Regions from separate parts of the Mus musculus genome. Here region 1 is linked to region 2. The links are chromatin loops, found by intact Hi-C in ENCODE. Cell type or tissue: left cerebral cortex. All regions are shown on one strand.

Region 1 (5,000 bases), 210 kb before region 2:
CCTTAAACTGTCTATATCTGGTCCTCAGCCCTGGAATTTGGTGGGGAAGCACATTTGGGGTCCTACTGAACCTTGTCTGTTGACTGACACTGGAGGGGGAGCCATCAGTGCTGTGGTGTTTTGGGGTACAGTCAAGGGATCAGTGCTGGGGGTGCTTTGGGGTACAGCCAGGAGATCTCTGTTCTTATGTGAGGCTACCTCCTCCCGCACCCAACTCAAGGAGCTGAGTATCCCACCAAAGGTTGCTGCAGAGGTCACAAATGAAATTCTCTTTAGATTTTTATATGTGGCTCTTTCAGCAGGGCCATAGGGATAGCCCTAGCTGTGGTATTAGTTGCCCTGTGGTGTTCGGAGCTCCAGTTTGGATGGGATCTGGTTGTTTCTTCTTGGAAGCCCAGGTCTCTTTGGCAGCCTTTGTGGGCACTCCTCAAGCTGTCTGCCCTGGGCAGCATTTTATATAACACCCAGTGACCAGCCTTTCTCAGAGGTACTTAGCATCCAAGGCAAAGTGGGATACAGCCCAATTCCTAAAGTGTGTGGGGAGGTGTGAGATGTTCTGGATTGTTAAAAAAGTTCAGAATCTCTGCTTAAGCAAAACAACTATTTAGTGTTTGTGGTGTGTCTTTGTGTGTGCTCACATGCGGGTATGTGCATGTTGTATGTATGCGCATTCATGGGGAGGCCAGAGCACAGCCTTGAGAGTCACCCTTACAGATGGCCTCCTCCTCCTCCTTTGAGGCAGGGTCTCTCCCGGGCCTGGGGCTCACTAATTGGGTTCGATGGGTTGTCCATCCATCAAGCTGCAGAGATCTGTCTATTTCTGTTCCGGGTGCTGGGCTTCCTAGTATGCGCCACCAAGACTATCAGTTCCTTTTCCCATTAAATCCAGAAGCAAGTTTATTTGTGCCATAATCTTTTTATTATCATTATTTTTATTCATTCATTTTACATCCCACTCACTGCCAATCCTTCTGGTCACCCCATCTCACAATCCTTCTCCCATCCCTCCTTCGCTTCTCCTCTGAGAGGGTGGAGGCCCCCAATGCCCATCATTTTCATGTGGGTTTGAGGACCAAATCCATACCTTATAGGTGTGCAGAGCATGCAATTTATTGTGCTCTCTCTCCAGTTTCCTTAGCTTGGCTTTTAAAGTCCCTGAAGACATGGCTTCTCTCTCTGCCCTCCCCGTGATTATATAAGGTTCAGGAAAAGCAGAGTGTCTCCTGGCTCACAGGGGATGTGCTTGCCTGTGTCTGAGGCTTATGGGTTATTATTCTATCTTATTTTTTGTTCGTTTGTCTGGGACAGCAACCCAGCACCACAGCTCTACTGCCCCATCCACGTGTATCGCTCTCTCACTTATCGCTTTAAATTAGCCTCAGACACCAGAAGCCACTGCAGAGCCTGGCCAACTTCTGGAAACTGCCATCTATCTGTCTCCCTCTGTCATGTATCCCAGCTGTTTATCTAGGTCCTTGTAGGCTGTGGACCTCTTATGCAAGCATCTTAATCAAGATGATCCCTTTAATAACACACAGCATATTTTCTAATGTGAGGCTATAAAAATGCATTGTTCAGAATGCGGAGGATGTGGTGTTTTGTCCTCGGGTGGCCGGAATGAGTGAAGCATGAAGCTATATCCAGGATGACAGCAGCTGTCACAGTCTAGACTTGGTGTGGTCTGGAGACAGTTCTGTTAGTGAGGCAGTGCAGGGAGGAAGCTGGATCGCGTTCACAGAAAGCAGCAGCCCCGGAGGATGGATAATCTCATAAACGGTCAGCATGAAAGGACAGTGTGGACACCGGGCACTCTTCCTTCCCCAGGGCACATGAGTGGGGTTACAGGATCTATATAAGAAGGAAGGGCATGGTGGGCAGAGTTTGAAATCCCAGTACTGGCATGGATGCCTGGGCCTCACTGGACAGCCAGCCTACAGAACCTGGCAGGCTCTGGGTGAGAGTGAGAGAGTCTGTCTCAAAAAAAAATTAGGTGGACAGTGTGGAACAACACCTGAAGATGACTTCTGGGCTCTACATGCAGGCACACACACATGACAGCACACACACATACATCTATCTACACCCATACCTGCAAGACACGGGGGCAACAGTGAAGTTATAAACAACACTAAGAGTTCGAGGAGTGGTGCCCTGGCCAAGGGTCATCACTACTGCAAGGTTACTTCAGAGGTGACTTGACGTGTTCATACGCTGCAGAGAACTAAGGCAGTCACCGCCTTTCAGGGTCTCCTACAGATAACATCCCGTGGAATTTGAGACTTGGTTGTTATACGCGTTTGCTTGTCATTTGTGACACTTGGAGGGGTGATTTTCGCTCTGGGGACTGCTGATGTATTTCAAAGAGATTTACCTGCTTCTCCTTAGAGAGAGTCTTTGTATTATTTATTAATCAAGCTGAGCTCTGAATTACAATTTTCCTTCCAGTGTGTTTGGCGCAATTCTCACTTTGGCCAGCAGATGGCAGGATAACACAGTGTACTGAGTTAGGATTTGCCTGGAAGGTTGGAGCAGTAGCTCCTCAGTTCTGTGCACTCTCCCCCCAGCCCCCGCCCCCATAAACTGCAATTGTGTGTGTGTGTGTGTGTGTGTGTGGTGTACATGAGTGTGTGTGTGTCTGTGTGTGTGTGTGTCTGTGTGGTGTGTACATGAGTGTGTGTGTGTGTCTGTGTGTGTGTGTGTGTATCTGAGTATGTGTTTGTGTGGTGTGTGTGTGTGTCTGAGTGTGTGTGTGTTTCTGTGTGTCTGTGTGGTGTGTACGTGAGTGTGTCTGTGTGTCTGTGTGGTGTGTACATGAGTGTGTTTCTGTGTGTCTGTGAGTGTGTATGTATGTCTGAGTATGTGTTTGTGTGGTGTGTGTGTGTGTCTGAGTGTGTGTGTATGTGTGGTGTTAAAACCTGAACACCTTCAAGACATCAAACATAGAGGGTGTCCAGGCATTGCTGTTGGAAGCCGTGGCTGGCTGCATGCAGTGCCATTGGGTGGCTGCGCTCTGACTTGGCCTTGACCGTGAAATCTGAAAAGCTCAGCACTTTTTCTGAGCTGGTCTTGTTCCCATTCTTGTCGAGAGAAAGCCTAGTATGTGGACACACAGAAGAGATAAAATCACAAGCTAGGAAGGCATGCCTTGTGGAATGCCAGATACAGAGAAACACATGGAAAAGAAATACGGCAAACTTCACGCTGGTACAGAAACACAGAAGAGCAAGGGTTTCTGGGAAATTCTGATTTGTTTACAGTACTGAAGATTGAACCTAGGGCCTCAAGCATGCTGGTCTATATTCCCAGTCCTCTTTCAAATTGTGTAGTCTAGCCTCAGACTCATTCTGTAGCCCAAGCAGGCCTTGAACTTGGACCTTACCCACCCTAGCCTCTAGAGTACCCAGGTCATAGACCTGCGCAGCAGGCTCAGCTTGTGTGTCTGTATTATGATCTTACTACTCTAAAATGAAAGACTTGTATGATACTGTTAGCATACTGTTGCCGTTATTTGGTGCAATCACCATCTATTTCTATCTGCTGAAGAGGAATGTGCTGTTTGATGGCTTTGCCAATCTCTCCACATTCCAGGAAAAAAAAAATCCCAGCATTCTAAGGAAGCATGGCAGCCTCTCCCTTACACTTCGTGACCTGTGCGTCATCTGTGCACCAAAGCGTTGGAGTGGAGGTGGTAGAACCGACGCACTGAGCTCTTTGGTTGATATGAAATGTGTGCCTGGCACAGAGCGGACACCGGAACACAGTGACTATTTGGTGTCTGATTGGTGGTTAGATGGGTGGCCCTAACTATGACTTTAGGTAGTAGAGCAGGTACCTTCCAAATCTCAGAGTCTACAGTTCTACAGGACGCAGGGGGATGATCACATATGCTGTTCTTTGGCGTTGTTGAGTTGCTGTACTGAGCCCCTGGATGGAAAATGCTTCTGCGGGTCTTGAGTGCGCTCTTTTGCAGCGTCAGTGACTAAATCAAGGCCACAAACGCCAGGCAAGCGCTCTGCCATCGAACCCCTTCCTAGTCTCAAGGTCACGGTAGCCAAGGCTGGCCTCAAACTTCTGATCCCTCAAGGTCACGGTAGCCAAGGCTAGCCTCAAACTTCTGATCCCCCATCACTACTCCTATAGCAATTATAGGCATGTGCCATAGTCACTGTGCGGTTGCTGTAAAGGGATTCCATGACCGTGGAAATTCGTATAAAGGAAAGCATTAAACTAGGGCTGGCTTACACTCAGAGGTTTACTTTGTTATGTCATGGCAGGAAGCATAGCAGCATGTAGCTAAGATTTCTATATCCAGATCAGAGAGAGAGAGAGTGAGCGAGAGAGAGAGAGAGAGAGAGAGAGAGAGAGAGAGAGAGAGACTGGGCCTGGCTTGAGCATTTGAAACCCCAAAGCCCACCTCCATTGAGACACTTCTCCCAACAAGGTCACACCTCCCAATCCTTTTAAGTAGCCCCCTGTGACCAAGCATTCAAAGATAGGAGCTTATGGTTCAAACCACCACACCATGCAAGAGCAGGCTCAGTGCTGGGAATTGAACCCAGGGCTTCTTGCATGCTGGCTCCAGTCTACCAACTGAGCTACATCCCAAGTCTTGTAACCAAGTTAAAGTCAATGGAATAGCAAGCTACTTTGTTTCAGTAAATGTAATTTTTTCGGGGAAGGCCAAGTCTGAAACAGCTGACCTTCCCCACAGGAGACTTTGAGATTAAGAAGATGTAAACGCTGATGTTTTTGGAGCTCGTGAGGGGAAAAAAATAGATAACTAGAACGAGATATTATGACATCGTGGTCACATACACTTGTAAATCCTGTCATGTCTCCATTCAGGAGATTTATAATGTCCATAAGCACCTTACAAACTCAGCAACTTTGTTTAAAGAAAATCAAATCTCTAACTAAAGGAAACAGAATTAGAGCTACAGTTGCAACTTTCAATTGTCTGGTAGCCTTGTTGAAAAGACACAAATGATATTGAGTTTAAC
Region 2 (5,000 bases):
AAACATTGCTATTGTTGAGAATTTTTTTTCAAATGTAGTTTCGTGCTATTCAGTTGTATGTATGACCTATAATTTAGCTATTCCTCAATTTAGGACCTTTGATTTATAGCTAATATCTCACTCTTAAATAATATTTGTGATGAAATGGTGTACACATTTTCTGGATAGCAGGATTGATCTGTTTTAAACTCTGCTGGTCCTCTTCCCCACTGTGCCCCTCTTCTGTAGTTTAAATTGCTCATCCATTTGCTCCCTCGGGTATTCGTCTTTTTCGTTCTTTGATCTGAGACCCTCATCATGATTTAATGCGCTTTGCATAAACATAGAAGTCAAAGATGGGAATTGAAGAGGAGATAGCCTTTTCTGAGTTTACCCTGATAGTGTCCCATCTGGTTCTCTGTGAACTGTATAAGCTATGCCAACACTTCAGGTTTGGGGGTCATCATCTCTAGTTCCTAAATCAGAAGGATGTGGGTAAATGGTTTGACCCTGGTAACAACTATTCACATAAGAATGTCAGCATGCTTCATCCAAGGACAGAAGTTAGGCATCTTTTACTTTTTAAAAAAGTTACCACATTTAGTCATTTATTCTTCAGTTGCATGTGTGAACGTGTGTGCGTATACGTGTGTGTATGTGGTGGTGTGGTTGTGAACGTGCGTGTGTATACGTGTGTGTATGTGGTGGTGTGGTTGTGAACGTGCGTGTGTATACGTGTGTGTATGTGGTGGTGTGGTTGTGAACGTGCGTGTGTATACGTGTGTGTATGTGGTGGTGTGGTTGTGAACGTGCGTGTGTATACGTGTGTGTATGTGGTGGTGTGGTTGTGAACGTGCGTGTGTATACGTGTGTGTATGTGGTGGTGTGGTTGTGGTTAGAGGATGACTTTGAGAATCTACTTTTTCTTTCCACCATGTGGGTTCCCAGGGACTGCACTCAGGTCATCAGTCTTGGCAGCAACTATTTTTAGCTGTTCAGCCATCTTTTTGGTCCTCAGATATCTTTTAGATGAAATATCCTATTTCACACACAGACACACACACACAGTATAAAACTTTCTTTTCTTTTTTAAATTTGTTTATTTATTATATGTAAGTACACTGTAGTTGTCTTCAGACACCCCAGAAGAGGGCATCAGATCTCATTACAGATGGTTGTGAGCCACCATGTGGTTGCTGGGATTTGAACTCAGGACCTTTAGAAGAGCAGTCAGTGCTCTTAACCGCTGAGCCATCTCACCAGCCCCAGTATAAAACTTTCTAATGAGCAATCCTTTCAGTTTTTATTTTGATAAACCATCTTACCTACACTTGAGTTTGAATTGAATGTTATTTCACTACTTCTAGAATAGAAAAATGTAACATAAAATATTGTTGAATTATGACAACTAAAAACAAAGATGCTTTCATGGCATGGAACCAAGAATAGATATGTTATAAATGGTTCTAAGATTAAAAAAAACAAAACAAAACCAAAACTCTGCCAAGTATGGAGGTCCACTCTGCGGTTGGGGCAGGAGGATTACTTTGATAGCAAGAGTTTGAGACCTGCCCAGGCAACACAGTGAGTGCCTGAATCACAATAAAAATAAAAACAAATCAAAGTAGAATTTCAACATATTTTTTCTTGGGCTAGGTTATAAGAAAGAATGATTATATTCCCAATCATCATTGAAAATCTTCATTGCTGATTGCATAACCAGAAAACACAATAAATTTACAGGGTGTTGAATAGGCAATTAATAAACACTGCCATTTTAAAACTTGTATTATTTATGTATTTCTCATTCTCTAGTATGTTAGCACTCTTGGCAAATAAGTAAATTGAGGAACTATGAAGCAAACTTTAGGAGTATACAAGCTGGTTCAATCGGGCACAATAACCATTTAAAGAGACAAACAGTTGTTTTTTTTTTTTTTTTGAGACAACTCAGAAATCTGCCTGCCTCTGCCTCCCAAGTGCTGGGATTAAAGGCCTGTGCTACCTTTGCCCGGCCTTTTGTTCTTTTCTACCTGTTACTGAAATCACAAGTGTGTATCTGGAGGGTTCCGCTAGGGGGCAACAATACTCAGCGGTTTTGGCCGCGTTCGCGCCGAGGGGCGCTCCCTACCTTCCTTTCGTTCATCCTGATTTCCGCCGGAAGCGGCTCCGGCAGTTGTTGTTTTCCGATAATTGGGCTCTGGTTGCTTCGTGGTTTGTCCTCTTCCCCCTCCCCTGGCGGGTGAGGTTACCGCCGAGGAGCTGGGGAGTCAAAGTGAAGACACTTAGACCCTGGGAGCGAGATGGACATCCTGAAATCCGAGATTCTGCGGAAGCGGCAGCTGGTGGAGGACAGGAACCTGCTGGTGGTGAGTCCCGGAGCTGTGGTTCGGGCTTGAGGGTGGTGGACTGTGCTTGCGGTGTTGGCGGGAGGGTGATGGTCCTGAGAGGGTCTGGGGCGGGCACGGGGCTGACAGATCCGCCACTGTCCCGGGCAAGCTGCTGGCCCAGGGCTTAGCAAGGGGCAGAGTATGGATGTCAAGCCTAGTCTGGCTCACTTCGGCGGCGCTTGCTGTCCTAACCAGTATCCGCCGCAGGCAGAGTGATAAAACAGCATACTAGTCATTGTCAATTCCAAAGCATGTTGCAGAGTTAGTCGGCTTTATTCCTAAGCGATCTGGCACACGCCATAGAGTGCAGAGTTTGTTCCTCTTTGTGTGCGTGTGTGTAAAAATCTTGTTTATTAGTCAGTGACTTTTGACAAGTGCAAACACCTGTGTAACCCATTCTCCATGAGGAGATAAAATAGCAATGTCCACTTTCCAGTCCCTGCGTGGATTACCCACCGAAGCAACTTATTTATACCTCAGTTTTGCCTGCTCTAGAATGTCACATCAATAGGATGTACATTTTCATATGGAGCTTCGTTTGATTAGAATGTTCGGGGTATTACTTTGCTGTGTGTGTGTATGTATGTGTGTGTGTGTGTGTGTGTGTGTATGTATGTATGTATTAATTTTCTGAAATTGTATTCTGTTGTCTGAGTAGATCTGGTTACCCATTCTCCTAGGGATGAGTGTTTGAGCTGTTTCTCAGAATTGGTTGAGCAGATTCTGAGCCCTATCCCTTTGGAACCGCAGGGTTACAGAGTACATGCATGCCTAAGTCATTCAAAATGTTGCACATCTATGAGCTATGTCAGAGGCTGGCTAGTCTGCACTGTTGCCCGCGGTTTATGTTGCCTGTCTTTTTGGTGGAGAGGTTTCTGTATGGTTCTAAATCTCATCTTCTTGATAATTTAAGTAATTCATGTGTGACTTTTTTTTTTTTAGATACTTACATATTTTTTTGTGAAGTGTTAAAACTGCTTGCAAACTTAAATTAGGCTAGTTATTAGTTCTCCGGACTTTAAATTAGGTTAGTTATTCTCCATACTTTAAATTACGTTCGTTATTAATTCTCTGGACTCCTTTATGTATCCCACCATCTTCTTTGATAAGTATGTTTTCTGGATATCAATAATAGTGCCTTTTGAGGAATAAAAGCTCTGTGTGTGTGTGTGTGTGTGTTTATATTTATGGATTGGGGGAGAGCATGGCAGGGACCCTTGGGCTTGTCAATGACAAGACAATCAGTATAGATTAGAAACAACTACATAGGGTTTGCATGGGGATGGTGAGGAACCAGAGAGATGAACAGAGATGCTAGTTAAAGCTCTAGGAGACAAAGTTTGGGAAAGGTCACAATCCTCCAGATGGAATCTGAGGAATGGTGTGTGTGTGTTTGTGTTTGTGTGTGTGTGTGTGTGTGTGTGTGTTCATGTCTCCAGCAGCACAGAGCCAGTGGTGAGGCCTCTATTGTGTGTGTGTGTGTGTGTGTGTGTGTGTTCATGTCTCCAGCAGCACAGAGCCAGTGGTGAGGCCTCTATTACAGTTAGGCACTGGAACCCTACACACTATTTCAGCTATACCCAGAAATACTCTCCCAGGCCCAGCATGTTGACCGAAGGCCTCAACTTCTGACTGACCTCTGCTCTGGTTCCCAGTCATCTTCTCACTCTAGTGCTGACTGCAAGTCCCTTCCTCTCCCAGTATAGCATGTCAGATGCTGGTAGACCTGGACCTGCGTAGCCCCAGCCAGGATAATATTAGCCAGTTACTCCTTTGTTCTCTATATAGCCTGTTAGGTGCTGGTGGGCCCAGCCAGGATGGCCTCAGCCAACTATTGGTGCTTGGTCTCCTCCTGTCCTGTACAAGACACTGCTGAATGCCCAGAGCTGCAGGGACTAGGGAACCATGGGATTGCAGCTGGTCTCCAAGGTTCTCCCTGTGGTCTTTAGCCTTCTCCAAGCAGTTTGTGAAAGCATCTAGGCCCCTTCTTCTTTGATTTCTGAGACTTCCTTCCAGACTTCCCCGCAGCTGGTCCATGAGTGTGCCTTACATCTTCTGCGGCATCTCAGGCTGTGACTGATACAAGTATTGAAACTGTTGATGAATCTTGTAGCTGCTGGTGGCAGCTTCTGAAAAAACAGTTCATCATGGTGTCCAGGGTGAACCTGGAGGCTGCTGTGTGAGCTTGTAGATCCTCTGGTCCTGTAGACCTTTCCCACAGCCACTGCCCAATTAGCATTGCTCAGTTCAGCCATTTTGAAATCACCACCAGCTTTTGATTTTTTTTTTTTTTTTAATAGAGCACAGTTGGTTTTTTTCTTCACCCTGCTCCTCCCTCTCCCTTTCTTTCAGTACTTACTATGTACTCCTACTGTGTCATCCAGGTTGGCTTGGGACTACAGCGGTGTATCTAGCGTCAGTGTGTGAAGGGTTTTTTTGTTTGTTTTGTTTTTGTTTTTGTTTGGTTTGGTTTTCGAGACAGGGTTTCTCTGTATAGCTCTGTATGTCCTAGAACTCACTTTGTAGACCAGGCTGGCCTCGAACTCAGAAATCCTCCTGCCTCTGCCTCCCAAGTGTTGGGATTAAAGGCATGCACCACCACTACCCAGCATGTGAAGTTTTGTTTTGTTT

The links. Peaks named below come from ENCODE experiments on the same cell type or tissue, not always from the same donor. Only the 100,000 strongest peaks of a DNase experiment are listed, where the experiment ranks them.
Region 1: a loop joins it to region 2, with 9 times the contacts of the local background. A loop is called at or near these places in 26 of 42 quality-filtered maps.

What each region holds. Positions count from the first base shown.
Region 1 is chr2:4,862,181-4,867,180 of GRCm38, reverse strand. No RefSeq gene overlaps it. Among named protein-coding and RNA genes, the nearest start is that of Sephs1, 17 kb to the left of the region's middle. In left cerebral cortex, a CTCF peak has its summit at 2,457 (motif pointing right); DNase peaks (open chromatin) are centred at 1,644 and 2,473.
Region 2 is chr2:4,649,264-4,654,263 of GRCm38, reverse strand. Prpf18 (pre-mRNA processing factor 18) reads left to right here and starts at 2,129. Exons shown (of 10, transcript NM_026045.4): 1 at 2,129-2,348. The coding sequence starts at 2,283. In left cerebral cortex, CTCF peaks have their summits at 1,854 and 2,057 (motif pointing right); a DNase peak (open chromatin) is centred at 2,116; H3K4me3 peaks cover 1,592 bases; H3K27ac peaks cover 638 bases.